Regions from separate parts of the Homo sapiens genome. Here region 2 is linked to region 1. A link is a loop called in an ENCODE intact Hi-C map of the cell type or tissue named here. Cell type or tissue: tibial artery. All regions are shown on one strand. Each heading gives the region's core, and the rest is flanking DNA. Links, peaks and the distances in the headings are about the cores only.

Region 1 (9,305 bases), core at 951-8,950:
ATAAAGACTTTGCCTCTTCTTGGATTTCAATTCCTTTAGCCACTGGGGAGAGGGTTCATCCGACCTGAAACCACAAAGCCAGTAAGAGACTAGTTGAAACCAGACTGTGGGCTCCTTGCGGGCAGGACTGAGTGGTATCCGACTGTCTATCCCTGGGCCCAGGCGGGGTTGGGGCAAGCACTCAGAGGTGGTAAAGATGCCCATATTAACGGGACTGATAAGCAAGAAGTAGAAATTAACCACAGTGTCCAACAATGGGGAATATTAAATAAATCAGGGGTCCCCAACCCCCTGGGCCACAGACCGATACTGGTCCATGGCCTGTTAGGAACAAGGCCACACAGCAGGTGGTGAGTGGTGGGCGAGTGAGCGAAGCTTCATCTGTATTCACAGCTGCTCCATCACTCACATTCCACCTGATCTCTGCGTCCTGTCAGAGCAGCGGCAGCATTAGATTCTCATAGGAGTGTGAACCCTATTGTGAACTGTGCATGCAAGGGATCTAGGTTGCGAGCTTCTCATGAGAATCTAATGCCTGATGATCTGTCACTGTCTCCCGTCACCCCCAGATGGAACCATCTAGTTGCAGAAAAACAAGCTCAGGGTTCTCACTGAGTCTACTGTGAGTTGTAGAATTATTTCATTCTAATTACAATGTAATAATAATAGAAATAAAGTACACAATGAATGTAATGTGTTTGAATCATCACAAAACCACCCCCCTATACCCCTGGTCTGTGGAAAAATTGTCTTTCACAAAACTGGTCCATGGTGCCAAAAAGGTTGGGGACCGCTGAAATAAATCACGATATATCTGTTCTATGAGATAAACTGCAGTTATAAAAATTTATCTTGGTTGGACACAGTGGCTCATGCCTGTAACTCCAACACTTAGGGAGGCAGAGGCAGGAGGATAGCTTGAGCCCAGGAGTTTGAGACCAGCCTACGCAACACAGTGAGACCCCATTCTCCACAAAAAGCAAACAAACAAACAAAAAATTCGTCCTATATAAAATTATTTCCATCCATCCATTTGTCATGCAAATAGCTATTCATCCTTCCATCTCTCTATCCAGGTAAGTGTCTGTGATGGTTAGTTTTATGCATCAACTTAAACCTAATGTGTACCCAGATATTTGGTCAGACACTATTCTAGATGTTTATGCAAAGATATTTTTTCTTAGATGAGGTTAACATTTAAATCAGTAGGCGCTGAGTAGCACAGACTACCCTCCGTGATATAAAAGGGCCTCATCTACTCAGTTGAAGGCCTGAATAGAAAAAGACTGGCCTCGCCAGGCACGGTGGCTCACGCCCGTAATCCCTGCACTTTGGGAGGCCGAGCTGGGCGGATCACGAGGTCAGGAGATCAAGACCATCCCGGCTAACACGGTGAAACCCTGTCTCTATTAAAAATAAAAAAAAATTAGCCGGGTGTGGTGGTGGGTGCCTGTAGTCCCAGCTACTCAGGAGGCTGAGGCAGGAGAATGGTGTGGAGGCAGGAGAATGGTGTGAACCCAGGAGGCGGAGGTTGCAGTGAGTGGAGATGGCTCTGCTGCACTCCAGCCTGGGCGACAGAGCAAGAATCCGTCTCAAAACAAAAAAACAAAAAAACAAAACAAAAAAAAAAAAAAAAAAAGAAAAAGACTGGCCTCCCAGGAAGAAGAGGGAAGCCTTTTGGACTTCGACACTTCCTCACATCCCCAGCCTGCTGGTCTACTCTGCAGATTTGGGACTTGCCTGCCTCCACAATCACATGAGCCAATTCCTTAAAATCAATCTCTATACATACATACGTGTGTCTACATGTGCATACATATCTATATACGTACATGTATATACAGCTGACCCTTGAACAACACAGTTTGAACTGTGTGGGTCCACTTGGATTTTCTTCTGCCTCTGCCGCCCCTGAGGCAGCAAGACCAATCCCTCCTCTTCCACCTCCCCCTCAGCCTACTCAATGGGAAAACAATAAGGATGAAGGATGAAGACCTTTATGATGATCCACTTCCACTTAATGAACAGGAAATATATTTTCTCTTCCTTATGATTTTCTTAATAACATCTTTCCTCTAGCTTACTTTATTGTAAGAATATATAAAATATAACATACAAAATATACGTATGTGGTTATGAGTGAGGCTTCTGGTCAACACTAGGCTATTAGTAGTTAAATTTTAGAAAGTCAAAAGCTACATGCAGATTTTTGACTAAGTAGGAAGTCAGTACCCCTAATCTCTGCCTTGTTCAGGGATCAACTGTATTATTTACACACACACACACACACACACACACACACACACACACACACACACCCGATTGGCTCTGTTTCTCTGGAGAACTCTGAACAATACAATGCCCATAAGACATACAGCATACAGAGCTGCCTTTTGTTTATCAAAGGTCAACAATAATTGTTTTGGGGAGGTGAGATTTGTTTAAACTGTTTGTTTGTTTGTTTTGAGACGGAGTCTCTCTCTGTCGCCCAGGCTGCAGTGCAGTGGCGCCATCTCGGCTTACTGCAAGCTCTGCCTCCTGGGTTCACGCCATTCTCCTGCCTCAGCCTCCCGAGTAGCTGGGACTACAGGCGCCCGCCACCACATCCGGCTAATTTTTTTGTATTTTTAGTAGAGATGGGGTTTCACTGCGTTAGCCAGGATGGTCTTGATCTCCTGATCTTGTGATCCGCCCACCTCAGCCTCCCAAAGTGCTGGGAGTACAGGTGTGAGCCACCATGCCCAGCCTGTTCAAACGTTTTTAAATGGAAGAACACATACAGAAAGGTACTCAAATCAAAATGTGCACAGCTCAATGAATTTTCTCAAAGTGAATACATCTGAGTAGCCACCATCTACATGGTACTACTTTTGACTTTTATTTTTTAACCTTCTTCTTAGCAGTTTTCTGTGTTCTCAGAATTTCTTATAATGAGAACACAACATTTTAATAAAAAACAATAAAGTCAGGCCAGGCACGGTAGCTCATGCCTGTAATCCTAGCACTTTGGGAGGCAGAGGATCATCCAGGAATTCGAGACCGGCCTGGGCAACATGGCGAAATCTTGTCTCTACAAAAAAATACAAAAATTTGCCAGTCATGGTGGCACACAACTATGGTTCCAGCCACTCATGGAGGCTGAGGTGGGAGGATTCACCTGAGACTGGGGAGGTCGAGGCTATAATCATGCCATTGCATTCCAGCCTGGGTGACAGAGTGAGACCCTGTCTCAAAAACAACAAAAAACAATAAAGTCACCATTGTTTAAAACTTTATTCAAGAAAAAAAAAATCACGTTTATGAAGATTGTTAAATGGGCACGGGAAAACATTCATATGGAACATGGAGCAGGGGAATCAAACTACGCAAACGTCGTGATCTCAGCTACATTACAAAGAAAAAGAAAATGGAAGGAGAGATGCCCAGATATCAACAGTCATGGTCTTTGCACAGTAGGATCGTGGATGATTTTCTTTTCCCCTTTGTATTCTTTTTGTATTTTCTACAGTCACTGCTTTTATAATCAAACACACATGCACACAGGACGTGACTGATTCTGTTCTCAGAGAAAGCTCCTGAGACCCGTGGCCCTGGAGGGGTCGGAAAAGATGCTGGCCTGTTGGTGGTACAGTGGGGGTCTGCACCTGAGGGGGTGAGAGATTAGGTGACTCTGGAGTCTAGGGGCAGGCCTTCAACTGCTATGCCTGCCAGCCTAGGAATGAGGAAGAAGAGGGCCCCCTGGGCAGATGGGGGTCTAGGGTACTCCAGACTTCAGCCAAGCTTTGCCTAATAGTGGTGACACAAGCCCAGGCCTCCAGAGGTGCCTCTGAGGCCCTAGTCTGGGGGTTTCTCCAGCCACAGAGAAATGCTGGAGCCCTCCACTGACTCTGGAGCCAGAATTCTGGCATTACCAGAGCAGGGAGGCACTGTCTCAACTATGGCCCTGTCTTTCTCTAATGTCTCACCTTCTGGTTCCCACAGCCCACTCTGCGCTATGTATTTTACACTGCCTGAGGCTCCCAGGTACATCTGGCCTCCAGGCCTTTGCATGTGCAGTGGCTTTAGCCTGGGATCCCCTCTCACTGCCCGTGGTCCAGCTAAGACCCAATTGTCCACCATGATTCAGTTCAAGTATCTCCTTCTCTTGGAAGCTTCTTTTTTTTAATTAGAGAGGCAGGGACTTACTGCATTGCCCAGACTGGAGTGCGGTGGCACGATCATGGCCTCCATCTCCTGGGCTCAAGGGATCCTCCCACTTCCACCTCTGGAGTAGCTGGGACCACAGGCATGTACCACCACAGCCAGCTAATTTTTTTTCTTTATTTCTTTTTTTATTTTTCGTGACAAGGTCTCATTCTTTAGTCCAGGCTGGAGTGCAATGGTGCAATCATAGCTCACTGCACTCCAACCCCTGGCCTCAAGTGATCCTCTCACCTCTGCCTTCCAAAGTCCTGGGACTATAGACGTGAGCCACTGCACCCAGCTGGAAGTCTTTTCTGCCGCCCATCCTCAAGTGTGCATTATGAGCCCTTCACCTGCCTCCCTCCATCACAGGGGTCAGAGAAAGGGCCAGAGAGTAAAATATTCCTGATTCTGTGGGCTGTGGGACATCTGTGCTACTTCTTAACTCTGCAGTGGTAGCACTAAAGCAGTTATGGACAATACATAAATGAATGCATGTGGCTGTGTTCCAATAAAGCTTACTTACAAAAACTGATGTGGGCTGGATTTAGCCTGTGGGCCATAGCTTACCCACTCTTGCTCTGATCCAACCAGCACTTACTATCATTACAACTCTAGCATCAGGAACAATCCCTAACTTTCATGGATTAACAGTGCTCATGATAAGATTTCCACTCTGCTTCACTGAGTACTTCTACATCCCAGGGCTCAGGCACAGGGCTTTAGACACACTCTTGTTTCATCCTCATGACCACCTCGGAAGGTTAGGAGGTTAGAAAACCCACTTTACAGTTGAGGAAACTGAGGTTCAGGAGGTCAAGTACCTTTTCCCACATCATGCAGCTCTTAAGCAGCAATGGTGGAATTAAACCCTGGCTGTGTGACCTTAGATCCCCTGTTCTTAACCTCCACCTCCAGCTGCTGAAACACCCCTCTGAGAGCCTGAGAGCCTCTTGGGGGGCAGAAGCTGCTTTGTGCTCGTCTCTACACAGAACAGCCCAGGATCGGGATAGCTGTTCCACGAAGGGAGTGAAACCGATCTCATTCAACCTGGCCGTGCCCTTTGATCCACCTTCCCAGGTCCTCCAGATCTCTGATAATAAAGATACTTCCCCAAAGGGGAAGAGGAGGGAGAATGCCTCAGTTTCCCCATCGGTCTGGAGAGGGCTAAACTAGATCAGTAGTTCTCCAGCAATGGTGCCCTGGCGTTCCATGTAGCAGGTGGCAGTGGGCGGGGAAGAGGAGAGGCCAGCTGGCCTGATTCCTGGCCTCCTTCCCCGGCCTCTGTTGTACTTTTTAGGTATCTGAGTATTGAGAATTCTCATGAACAAAGCTTCTGCTGCTAGAGAAAATTAAAAAGTTGTAACTCTCTTCTATTCAGCTCTAAAACCTATGCGAGCACCTCTCTAGAAGTATAGCCTGAGTTTGGAAGGAGAGGGACCCCCATTCCCCAAGACCCCTCACCTCTCATCCTTGTCCATGCTGGAAGGCAGCACGCGACTGCCCAGCACCCCAGGCTGGAAGGGGGACTTGGGGCTCTTGGGTTGGGGTGCCCAGCTGGGGGTCTCGCCAGGACTGTCCACCTCTGGCCTCTTGTGCAGCTGAGCCTGGGGAGAAAAGAGAGCTGAGTCTATAAGCTGCCCTTTGTCTGGGGAAGGGCCCCCTCCCATGCAAATGTCAGGTACAATGAGCCTTCTGCAAACACTCGGGGCCCCCTGAATCGGAATAAACCCAGACAGGAAACATGGGGGCTGAGAAAAGTCAGATGTCAGTCTGGCATTCCAAGCAGCCACCCTCGACCCCCAAGATCGAATCACCACCCAAACCCCACATAATCACATTCTCTTTTGCTGAAAAGCCACCATTTGTAGTGTGCTCAGCACACGGCATGCCACCCTGAGAACTCTACATGGAGAGAGCAGCTCCCTCCATCCAACAGCTGCAGCTTAGCTCCGTTCAGTTCCTTACTCCTGGAGCCATGTAAATAAAATGAAGTTTTCGACAGTCTATTAGAGTCCCATAAGAAAACCGGAGGGCAAATATCCACCCATTTTTGGAGGGCATGTTGGGAATGGAATACAATGGTGTGCATAAAGTTCCCTTGCGGGACCTGAGGTGTGAGTGGTGGCAAGTGGCTTCTCTCTCCCAGGCCGTGTTGGGTCAGCCCCCAGCAACAGCAGTCATTACCATTGTCCACTGATAGCTTCTGTGCACTGATCACCCATCACTTTTGCTCTACCAGGCTCAAGAAATATGACAAATGTGAGTTCGTTCCATGTGTGTATGATTCTTTTAGGGCAGATCCTGGCTTTCCCCATTTTACAGGGCGAGAGAGCCCAAAGCTCAAAGGTCTAGCCCGAAGTCACACAGCTTTTATGAACTGGGATTCACACCGGGTCTGCCCGCAGCCCAACTCCAGGGTTCTTTCCAGGACAAGCCCTGCAACCTCCCCTGGTTGTTAATAATCGCCTAGCACTGCTGTGGTAGAGATTGAAGTTTAAGCTAACACTGATGAATGAATGGCCAGAGCCCCGTTTTCACAGAGCACAGTGGACTGGAGCTGTGTTCTGGAATCCCAAGATCTGCCTCAGCAGTTACTCGGTGCATCCACATGGGAGCCCCAGGGCCTCCATCTCACCTACACCCAGGGCCTGTGGCTGTCTGCCTCCTGCGTTAGGCTACCTTATAAGATCATTTGCTTTGTGGCAAGAAAGAAAATGAGGGAAGGAAGGAAGGAAGGATGGGAGGGAGGGAGGGAGGAAGGCCAGATGCGGTGGCTCACGCCTGTAATCCCAGCACTTTGGGAGGCCGAGGCAGGCGGATCAGGAGGTCAGGAGATTGAGACCATCCTTACTAACATGGTGAAACCCCGTTTCTACTAAAAATACAAAAAATTAGCCAGGCATGGTGGCCGGCGCCTGTAGTCCCAGCTACTCGGGAGGCTGAGGCAGGAGAATCGCTTGAACCCGGGAGGCGGAGCTTGCAGTGGATCACACCACTGCACTCTAGCCTGGGTGACAGAGAGACTGTCTCAAAAAACAAAAAAAGAAGAAGGAAGGAAGGAAGGAGAGAACAAGGAAGGAAGGAAGGAAGGAGAAAGAGAAAGGAAGGAAGGAAGAGAGGGAGGGAGGGAGGGAGGGAGGGAGGGAGGGAGGGAAAGAAAGTCAGAAAACCTCTAACCTAGTTCTAGTGACTGAAAGATGTTCACACTGTAAGGGCCTGTAAAATCAATTACAGACACAAGCACGCATCCACTACTGACTGATTTTCTATTCGTGGAAGAAATGACAGAAAAGCAAAACTTCCGTCTACTAAAGGAGCAACAGAGTCACGGCGCTCCCACATGGGGATTGTGTGGCCTGCATGGCATACACAGAGTTGAGAAATTCCACCAACAATTCAGGCTTGTCTGCCTTCATTTCTTCTTCAATAAAAGGGGAACGAAGAGCTACCTTTTGCAAGGTTGCTGGAGCATAAAGTGAGTTTGCAAGCACATGATGTCTGAAACAGGGGGGCAAAAGGGCCTCTTTCCTCACCCAAATTAAGTGCCATTTGGTTCCAGGACTATGAGAGACACTTGTGAGAGCTGGACGTGGGGAGGAGGGAGGCAGCTCAGCCTTTCCCTCAGCATTGCATAATACAGTTGGCATTCTGGTGCAATTTGGGAGACTGGGACTTGGTTCCAGCACTGGCTTCCTGTGTCATCTGGTACTGAAATGATCATTTTCTGTGCCTGCCTTCCACAGCAGACCGGATTCCTCAAGGGCTTCAGGAGCCTGGGTTTGTTCACTCCTGCTTCCCTGATGTTCAGCACTGGTGAGCGTCACCAGTTGGATTCTCAGCCCACTTTACAGATAAGCAAACCAAGGCTTAGCTATGACACCAGAGCAGCAGGTTTGGGGGCGGAGGAGAGTCAGAAAGTGGAGATTAAGCAACACAGGGCCACTGGTGAAAGCCAAGTAAGTTGGTAGTATTGTTAATGGTAGAAGCCAATTTCCTAATTTTGCCAATGTGCTATGGTCATGTGAAATACTATCATGTGGGTGAAGCTGAGTGAAGGGTATGGAGAAACTCCCTGAGTTATTTTTGCAACTCCGTTTGAAACTTAAACTATTTCAAAAATGGAAGGAATGAAGGAAGGAGAAGGAAGGAAAAAAAGAAGGATAAAAAAGGATGGACAAAAAAGGAAGGAAGGAAGAAAAGAGAAAGGGAGGGAGGAAAGAAAGAAGAGAAAGGGAGGGAGGAAAGAAAGAAGAGAAAAGGAAGGAGAAAGGGAGGGAGGAAAGAGAAAGAGGTAGGAAGGGAGGGAGGAAGAAGGGACAAAAGGAAGGAGGAAGACAGGGAGGGAGGAAGAAAGGAAGGAAGGACGGAAGGAAGGAATATGTTTGTTTTTTGTTTTTTTTTTGAGATGGAGTCCCGCTCTGTCGCCCAGGCTGGAGTGCCGTGGCGCAATCTCGGCTTACTGCAAGCTCCGCCTCCCAGGTTCAAGCCATTCTCCTGCCTCAGCCTCCCAGGTAGCTGGGACTACAGGCGCCCGCCACCACGCCCGGCTAATTTTTTTCTATTTTTTAGTAGAGACGGGGTTTCACCATGTTATCCAGGATGGTCTCGATCTCCTGATCTCGTGATCCGCCCAACTCGGCCTCCCAAAGTGCTGGGATTACAGGCGTGAGCCACTGCACCCAGCCGGAATCTATTCTTTACACTGCTAAGGTTGAGGATCATGCCCACCAGGTGACTCTTGGTGAGAGGTCTGGTACCTTTAGCACTGCCGGATCCATGCCTGGAAACGCAGGCATCCTCTGAGGATGGCTGACAGGGGTCCTCTCAGCTTTGGATGCCGTCTCCTCCTCATCCGACTCCTCCTTCCTGGGTGATTTCTCCTCTGTTGCAAAGAAAAGGGCACTGAATTCATCAGCAGCTGCCATGTATTGAGGTCCTACATGCCAGATAATTTGCACACAGTATCTCATGCAATGCTCACATCAGACCTGCACAGAAGACGCTATGGCCCATTTTACAGATGAGGACCACCAAGGTGCCTGCTTTCATGCTCTCTCTTCTCACAACTCTGCTTCTTGCCAGAAGATACTGACAACAGGCAGAGTAGGTTTTCTTTTGCG
Region 2 (9,305 bases), core at 870-8,869, 67 kb after region 1:
GGCTGGCTGAGCAGCCAGCCTCCTTTATGGGCAAGAACACATGAGACAAGAAAGGTATCCACTGGGAATACCAACACCTACACATTACAGACCATGGGCAGGTCTTCCCACCTCAATTTACTCATCTGCAAGACAAGGCATTAAATAATACTCCCTGGCCATCCTTGGACTATTTCCACAAGCGTAAGTGAGAAGAAATGTGTACTAGTTATCTCTGGCTGCGTAACAAATAGCCCCACAACTCAGTGGGTGGAAACAACAAACATTTATTATCTCACACCGTTTCTGGAAGCCAGGGATCTAGGAAGGATTTCAGTGAATGGTCCTGGCTCAGGGTATCTCATGAGTTTGGAGTCAAGCTGTTGGCCAGAGGTGCAGTTTCACCTGCAGGCTGGAAGATCTGCTTCCAAGCTCACCTGTGTGCCAGATTTCAGTTCCTTGCTGGTGGTGGACTGGAGGCTTCAGTTCCTCACCATATGGGCCTCTCTACAGGGCTGCTTGAGGGTCCTCAAGACACAGCAGCTTTCCCCAGAGTGAAAGCTCCAAGAAAGGGAGTGATCAAGAGGGAAGCTGCAGTGTCTTTTGAAACCTCATCTCAGCCGGGCACGGTAGCTCACGCCTGTAATCCCAGCACTTTGGGAGGCCAAGGCGGGTGGATCACAAGGTCAGGAAATCGAGACCATCCTGGTTAACACGATGAAACCCCATTTCTACTGAAAAAACAAAAAATTAGCCAGGTGTGTTGGCACGTACCTGTAATCCCAGCTACTGTCCCCAGGCAGGAAAATCACTTGAACCCAGGAAGGGGTGGTTGCAGTGAGCCGAGATTGCGTCATTGCACTCCAGCCTGGGCGACAGAGCAAGACTCCATCTCAAAAAAAAAAAAAAAAAAAAAAAACCTCATCTCAGAAGTGATGCCATGTATTCTGTTGGTCACACTGACCAACCCAGTACAGCATAGAAGGGGACTTCACAACAGTGTGAATAACTGAAGGCAAGAATCACTGAGAGGACCACCTTAGAGGCTATCATGTTTGACTGTGCCTTGCCAACTATTAAGCTCTGATCAGATAACAATGGTGATGATGATAATGACTGTTTTTGTTTTTTTTGTGAGATGGAGTCTTGCTCTGTCGCCCCGGCTGGTGTGCAGTGGCGCGATCTCAGCTCACTGCAAGCTCTGTCTCCCGGGTTCACACCATTCTCCTGCCTCAGCCTCCTGAGTAGCTGGGACTACAGGCGCCCACCATCACGCCTGGCTAATGTTTTTGTGTTTTTAGTAGAGACGGGGTTTCACCATGTTAGCCAGGATGGTCTCGATCTCCTGACCTCGTGATCGGCCCGCCTCGGCCTCCCAAAGTGCTGGGATTATGGGCGTGAGCCACTGCAACCGGCCAATAATGACTGTTCACTGAGATCCTACTGATACAGGACAGGCAAAGTGGGGCTTAGTCCATGAGGGTTCTTGGCTTTGTCCAAGAAAGAATTCAAGGGCAAGCTGAGATGGAAGAAAACAGCTTTATTGAAGTGGCAGTGTTCCAGCTCCGTGACAGCCCCAGCAGAGCAGGGCTATCCCACAGGCAGAGAGTGGCAGCTCAGGGCAGTTTTGTAGTCACATTTATACCCACTTTTAATAACATGTAGACTAAGGGGCAGTTTATGCAGAAATCTCTAGGGAAAGGGTAGTAACTTTTGGGTCATTGGGTCATTGCCATGGAAAGGGACAGTAACTCCCAGGTGTTACCATGGCAATCAATGGGAAAGGGACAGTAACTCCCAGGTGTTACCATGGCAATCAATGGTAAACCGACATGTCACACTGGTAAGCGTGTCTGATTGGAAAGCTGCTTCTGCCCTGGTTCTGTTTTAGCTAGTCCTCAATGTGGTCCGGTGCCCGAGCCCCGCCTCTGGAGTCGAGTCCCACTTCCTACCTCACTATTATGCACCAAGCGTTGTGCTGCAGTTCCACATACTGCAATTGTGGGGGAATAATATTATTGGCCTCATTTTACAGAAGAGGAAACTGAGGCTTTAAAAAAGTAGGAAAACTACCCAAAGCCACATAGCAAGGGAGACGCAGAACCAGGATTCAAACTCACAACTCCCAGATCCCACAATTCACTCTCTTAACCAGCTGCGTATACTGGAGCTGGCTTGTCCTGGCCCCTGAGGGACAACTGCAATTTTCAGGAGCCAGGTATTAAACACAGCCATTACTGAAGATTAAACGATCTAAACTTACAATTAAAGAAATCACATTAAAAGCAAAAGTAATAAATATTCCCATCTCATCACTTCCTAATTACTTTGCTACATTTTATTATTTTCCACGGGCTTGCCGTCACTTATGTCTATTATATCTGTGTGGTAAAAATACTAAAGAACAGTAATCTACTGCCCATCTTTCCCCAACTTTGTGTTTAGTGAAAACTAGTTAGAAGCTTACAATTGGCTATGGTGGGAGTATTTATACCACCAAATTGCGCAAATGCTACCAATCAAAGCTTTTTCCCCAAGAAGACGGGGTTGTTAAACATTTTACCAGCACACCATTACAACTAATCTGTTATTTCTCTTGTAAGGACTTCTCTTGCTAAAGACTCCATTCTCTTTTTTTTTTTTTTTTTGAGATGGAGTCTCACTCTGTCGCCCAGGCTGGAGTGCAGTGGCGTGATCTTGGCTCACTGCAGGCTCCGCCCCCCAGGTTCATGCCCTTCTCCTGCCTCAGCCTCCCGAGCAGCTGGGACTACAGGCGCCCACCACCTTGCCCAGCTAATTTTTTGTATTTTTAGTAGAGATAGGTTTTCACCGTGTTAGCCAGGATGGTCTCAATCTCCTGACCTTGTGATCCGCCCGCCTCGGCCTCCCAAAGTGCTGGGACTACAGGCGTGAGCCACCGCGCCCGGCCAACTAAAGACTCCATTCTTCATGAAATCCGAAAACGTAACACTCCCTGTGATGCGTATCAATCCAGATTTCCTTCCTGAAATTTCTGACTTCCTGATGAGGAAGCAAGAAGCATTTGTCTGAACAAAACATCTGAGATTAGAAAACGCAGGGAGAGGGAGAGAAAAGTGAGAGTAACAAAGGGGCCTTCTGATCACAGAAAGCAACGTGAGCTTACTTAAACCTCGGGGACCTCTCAGAAATCCAGATGAAGAAGTACACATGCAGGCCCCGCCCCTGCAGGGTCACTCCTGGTAGCCCAGAACGGGAAATTACCCAAATGTCCAGCCAGACAGGTTAATAAATTATGGAGCACACAAATGTTGCAAGGGCATTAAAAGTGTCATAAAGACATACAAAACTTTCACATTTTTTAAAGGATATAAAGAGAAAGAGGGTTGGCAATTTTGTTTGGAAGAGGGGGGAAAAAGACAAGAAGGAAATGCATTCCAATGCTAGGAGTGGTTTTCATCAATGTGATGTTAGGAGAATGGGTGGGCTTTGTTTTCTTTACATTTTTCTATATGTTCCAAGAATACATTGAGCACACCGTATTTTGTTGGTTGGGGAGACAGGAAAGGAGATTAACATTACTTAACAAAAGCAGATCCCTGTGGAGCACCCAAGCCCTCTGTTCTGCCCCTCCATTCACTCCAGGTCTCTCCCAGAGGCTCCTACTCTGAGACCCAGACTTTGGCCCAGGCTAGATCTATAAAGGAACCATTGTTCTCTGGGTGACATCATTCTGCTGCCAGGAGGGTGAAAGGAGACCTGAAATTGGGTGAGGCCAGCCAAAAAGAAAGCAGCCTGTCCTGCCTGCCTGGCGACACTGTAGCAGAGAATGAAGTGACATCATGCTGGCCTTTGGGGCTGGCTTTAAGTCTAACCCCTTGAATCCAAACCCCAAGGTGCAGCCCGAGACCAGGGCACCTGGCAGGGCTCTAGACATGACGTAGCAGGTGGCAGTTGGCAGTTGGCACAGGCAGTGGGAGATGGGGGAAGGGCACACAGCAGCTGGACCCCAGTTCTTTGAAGCCCAGATCTCCAGGAGAAATGTATTAGTAACAACCTGTGCCTGGCACACAGCAGGCACTCAAGAAGTGGTAGCTAGAGTTGTTATTCTGTTCTTCTCTTCCAACACTCCACACAGAGGCACAGATATAGCTCTCCCTTGCTCAGTACCCTCCAATGCTAAAATCTGACATCCTATCAGAATCCCCCTCCCTGGCCCTATCCGGCCTGGCCCCTGGCCCACCTCTCTGAGCTCACCTCTCCCACTGACTTGTGCTGCTCCAGTCACTCTGGGCTCCTTGCTGCTCCTCAAACACACCAGGCACGAACCTGCCTCAGGGCCTTTGCACTGCCTTTCCTGCTGTCCCAATGTCCCTCCAAACTTTCTGGGGCTCATCCCCTCACTCATGCAGGTCTCTGCTCCAATGTCACCTCCTGAGAAGACTTTCCTGACCACTGTTCCTAAAATACACTCCCATGGGTCCCCATGCCCTGTTACATTTTCTTCAGAGCCCTCACCATTATCTGAGAGTACTTTCTTTGTTCATTCATTGGTTTACTTAATTGTTTAATGTGTCTCCCTGCTCCTATGAGTCCCATGAGGGCAAAGACCCTGCCTGTTTTCTCCTCTACTGAGCACAGTATCTGGTACAAAACAGGTACTCAATTAAAAATTCCTAATGAATGAATGAGTGGTTTTTATTACCATTATACTTCAGATTTTCCATCCTGCCCTCTACAGGGAAAGAACTCCAGGCCTCCCTGGACTAGAATCCTGGCGTCAACTCTGAGATCAGATGAGACTGGGAGCATTCAGGGTGATGTGGCCGTACACTTCTTGTCATCTCTTAAGAGGTGTACACCAGGGCTGTGTCACTTATCCTCTCCAGGCCTCAGTTTACCCATCTATAATATGGAGGTGGTGTCACAGGGTGGACACAAGAATGAAGGACAGTGGATTTCAGGAAGGCAGATACTCTGTGAGCTCCTAGCCACTGTTCTGGGTACTGGCAATATCAAGGTGAACCAGGACGGCCAAAGCCCTGGCCCTCATGGACCTTACATCCTAGTAGAGGAGTCAGAGAATAAACCAGGGAACAAGTGACATGAAATAAGTATAGAATGAGATAGGTCCCAGGAAGAAATGTAGGATGGGTGCAGGGAAACGCAGGGAGTTCACCACAGCCTGGAACGTCGGGAAGCCTCTCTGCAGAGGTGAAGAGAGGGCAAGGGCATTTCAGCAGAGGGAATGGTGATGGCAAAGTCCTGGCGTCTGGAAGGAGCAGGGGGTGACTGACGAAGAGCAGGAGGTCAGAGGGGCAAGGTCAGAGTGAGCATAAAGGACAGAGGTAGGAGCTGATGTTAGCAGGGAGGCAGGGCCAGGTCGCACAGGAAAACTGGGCATCTAAGTCTGGGGTGAGGCAGGGGAATGACCTGATCTCTTGGGTTGTTGGGAGGAGAATGGACTGGATGGGAGGGGCCAGAGTGTAAGCTGTGGGGAGTGTGTGGGGGGCTGACAGTGGCCCCTAAAAAGATACGTTGGCTGGATGCAGTGTCTCACGTCTGTAATCCCAGCACTTTGGGAGGCTGAAGTAGGTGGATCCCTTGAGCCCAGAAGTTTGAGACTACCTTGGGCAACAAGGTAAAACTCTGTCTCTATTAAAAATACAAAAAAATTAGGTAGGTGTGGTGGTGTACACCTGTAGTCCCAGCTACTTGGGAGGTTGAGGTGATCATCCTAGGTGAGATCATCCTAGGTAATCCAGGAGGCTCCCATGTTCAGGGACAAGTGTCCTTACCAGAGACAGGAAAGGAGATGACAGAGAAGAGGAGATAGTGACATGAAGATAGAGGCAGAGATTGGGGTGATGTGGCCACAAGCCAAAGAATGCCTGGAACCACCAGAAGCTGGAAGAGGTGAGAAAGGATGCTCCCCTAGAGCCTCTGGAGGGAGGCGTTGACTGCTGACATTTTTTTTTTTTTTTTTTTTTTTGAGACAGAGTTGCATTCTTGTTGCCCAGGCTGGAGTGCAATGGTGTGATCTCGACTCACTGCAACCTCCACCTCCCGGGTTCAAGCAATTCTCCTGCCTCAGCCTCCTGAGTAGCTGGGATTACAGGCATGCGTCACCACACTGGGCTAATTTTGTATTTTTAGTAGAGATGGGGTTTCTCCATGTTGGTCAAGCTGGTCTTGAACTCCCGATCTCAGGTGATCCGCCCGCCTCGGCCTCCCAAAGTGCTGGGATTACAGGTGAGTCACCACACCCGGCCGACTGCTGACATTTTGATTTTGGACTTCTGGACTCCGGAACTGTGAGAGATGAAGTTATATTAATTTAAGCCACCAAGTTTGTGGTAATTTGTTACAGAGCCGGAGGACCCCAGTAGGGAGAGAGTACTGATGGAGATGGGGCTGAAATGCAGCTTCTGAAGGCAGGAGTTCTATACATCCTTTCCTTGCAATTCTCCCCCACTTGCTGAAGCAGTGTGTCTGTGTGTGTGTGTGTGTGTGTGTGTGTGTGTGTGTGTGTGTGTGTGTGTGTGGTTGGGGGAGATGCTGAGCCCTGCTGAATATTTTAAGCCTCCATTACAGTCCATAATTAACACAGAAGCAAATACTCCCACTCGGCCTTGGGCTGGAGGACTGAACGCTCAGCTCTGGGGCCGATGTTTAATAGTGAATCCCCAGTGCAGGGTGTGGTCATGCTCCCAGCAAGGCCGACACATGCTGGATGGAGTCCCCACTTCATGGATCCCCAGTCCTGTGACTTCCCCTCTCTGTGCTTCAGATTTCTCCATTCACAAAGTATGGGGCTATACCCCACAGGGGCAGCTGTGTGGTTCCTGGCAAGCAGGAGAGGCTCATGGATGTGGGATCCCTGCCCTTCTCCCCATATTTAAGTCACTGGGAGAATATACCCCAGCTACAATTATTGTGCCCCACACCACATTATATACGACAGTGTTCTCAAACCTGGATGGGGGCTGGGAGGGGGCATTGTGATTCTGCCCCCAAGAGACTTGGCAATGTCTGGATATTTTTGGTTGTCACAACTGTGGGATGCTACTGGCTTCTAGTGGGTAGGAACCAGGGATAAGCTTACAATGCACAGACTCTACCCCTTACCCCCCACAGCCATAAACAATTATGTAGCCCAATATATCATTAGAGCTGAGGCTGAGAAACTCTAATATACAGCAATAGTTTGAGGTTAAAGACAGACCCTTGATATTTTAAGATAGTTCTCTCATTTTCAGCACATATATGACATATTTACATTCTGATGTGTTTTATTATCAGCCTCACTAGAAGGCAGCTCTGTGAAGGCAGGAGTTTTGTCTCTTTCGTTCACAGCCATTTCTCCTGCACCAGAGTTGTGGTAGATACTCAGTAAATACTGACTGAGGGGGCCAGGTGTGGTGGCTCACACCTGTAATCTCAGCACTTTGGGAGGCTGAGGTGGGTGGATCACCTGAGGCCAGAGTTCGAGACCAGCCTGGCCAACATGGTGAAACCCTGTCTCTACTAAAAATACAAAAATTAGCCGGGTGTGGTGGAACACGCCTGCAGTCCCAGCTACTCAGGAGGCTGAGGCAGGAGAATTGCTTGAACCCAGGAGGCGGAGGTTGCAGTGAGCCAAGACTGCACCATTGCACTCCAGCCTAGGGGACAGAGCAAGACTCCATCTCAATACGTACATACATACATACATACATACATACATACATACATACATACATACATACTGGTGGAGGGGGTGGGGTACAGTGGCTCATGCTTGCAATCCCCACACTTTGGGAGGCTGAGGTGGGAGGATCACTTGAGGCCAGGAGCTCAAGACCAGCCTGGGCAACATAGCAGGACCCTGTCTCTACACAAAAGAAAAAAAATGGCTGGGTGTGGTGGCACATGCCTGTAGTCCCAGCTATTCCAGAGGTGAGAGGATGGCTTGAACGCAGGGTATCGAGGCTGTGGTGAGCTATGATCGTGCCACTCCACTCCAGCTCCAGTGACAGGGCAAGACCTTGTCTTCAAAATAAGTAAATGAAAATAGGCTGGGCACAGTGGCTCATGCCTGTAATCCCAGCACTTTAGGAGGTTGAAGCGGGTGGATCACTTGAGGTCAGGAGTTCGAGACCAGCCTGGTCATCATGGTGAAACCCTGTCTCTACTAAAAATACAAAAATTAGCCAGTGTTGTGGAGGGCACCTGTAATCCCAGCTACTGGGGAGGCTGAGGCAGGAGAATCACTTGAACCTGGGAGGTGGAGGTTGCAGTGAGCCGAGACTGTGCCACTGCACTCCAGCCTGGGTGACAAAGTGAGGCTCTGTCTCTAAATAAATAAATAAAAATAAATACTGGTTGAATGAAAATATGAGTGAATTAATGAAGACATGCAAGTTATATGCACCTGATGCTTAGCATGGAGCCCTGCACACAGTAAATACAAACACAGGTTGATCAGGCTCTTACTCTGCTTCCCTGAGGCACCAGTCTAGCCTTCTAGGAAGGTAGGACTCACATTACAGTCTGAGCCCCCCAAAAAGCAACGTGGAACGAACATTTATTCAGCACCTCCTGCATGCCAGGGCTATGCTTGCTCTTAGTCCACTCTGTCCCATTGAACCACCCACCAGACAAGTCCCAGCTGAATCTCCATGTTTCAGATGAGGGCACTGAGGCTGCAAGAGGTGATTTAAGCTGCCCAAGGTCACTCAGTTTGCACGTGGTGAGTTGAGACTCAGGCCTAAGTCTGTCTGACTCCAAAGCCCTCCTTGGTGCGGCACCCCATGGCCTCAGAGACCCCCCACTTCCCGCTTTTATTCCAGTCTTGGCCCCTGTGCCACTGCCATTGTTCCTGGGTTCTGGAATTTTCTGTCTGGCCTCTAACTGGAGTCCACCTTGTCTCCTCGGCTAAACCTGGAGTACCAGGCGTGTTTCTCAGGCTCACATGGGAGTGCAGCATAAACGTGCCTCTTCCTGCCTTTGTGGCTCAGAGACAAAGCATTTGTTTTCCCTCTTTCCCCCTTTTATCCCTTGGACACAGAAGCAGGCAGGCCATTAGCAAATTACTTCAAGGCTGGCTTTAGAAAACATTTCAGGGCACGCCTTTGAGGGTTATTTTGTGCCCGCAATAGATTCTTCTACACTGCTCTGAGTAAATACAAGCCGGAGGCAGGAACCAGGATGAAATGAATGGATTATTTAGATAAATCATGTACAAGGTCAGAAAGACTAAAATCCTGCCCCCTCCCAGCCCCAGCCACGGATACTGCTGTTGTCCCAAACTCTTAAGTAATTGTCTGTGGCTTTAAAAAGTTTCTTCCCATAAAACGAATATTTAA

The links. Peaks named below come from ENCODE experiments on the same cell type or tissue, not always from the same donor. Only the 100,000 strongest peaks of a DNase experiment are listed, where the experiment ranks them.
Region 2: a loop joins it to region 1, with 17 times the contacts of the local background. A loop is called at or near these places in 42 of 110 quality-filtered maps.

The regions. Positions count from the first base shown.
Region 1 is chr22:25,181,461-25,190,765 of GRCh38, reverse strand. KIAA1671 reads right to left here. Exons shown (of 13, transcript NM_001145206.2): 10 at 8,943-9,067; 11 at 5,647-5,789; 12 at 1-64. Among named protein-coding and RNA genes, the nearest start is that of CRYBB3, 14 kb to the left of the region's middle. RefSeq lists an enhancer at 2,966-3,135. In tibial artery, for the core only: no CTCF peak of the experiment used is centred there; no DNase peak of the experiment used is centred there; H3K27ac peaks cover 1,577 bases.
Region 2 is chr22:25,114,784-25,124,088 of GRCh38, reverse strand. The region is part of intron 6 of KIAA1671; the gene reads right to left. Among named protein-coding and RNA genes, the nearest start is that of KIAA1671-AS1, 6.7 kb to the right of the region's middle. RefSeq lists an enhancer at 87-256. In tibial artery, for the core only: no CTCF peak of the experiment used is centred there; a DNase peak (open chromatin) is centred at 3,851; H3K27ac peaks cover 1,772 bases.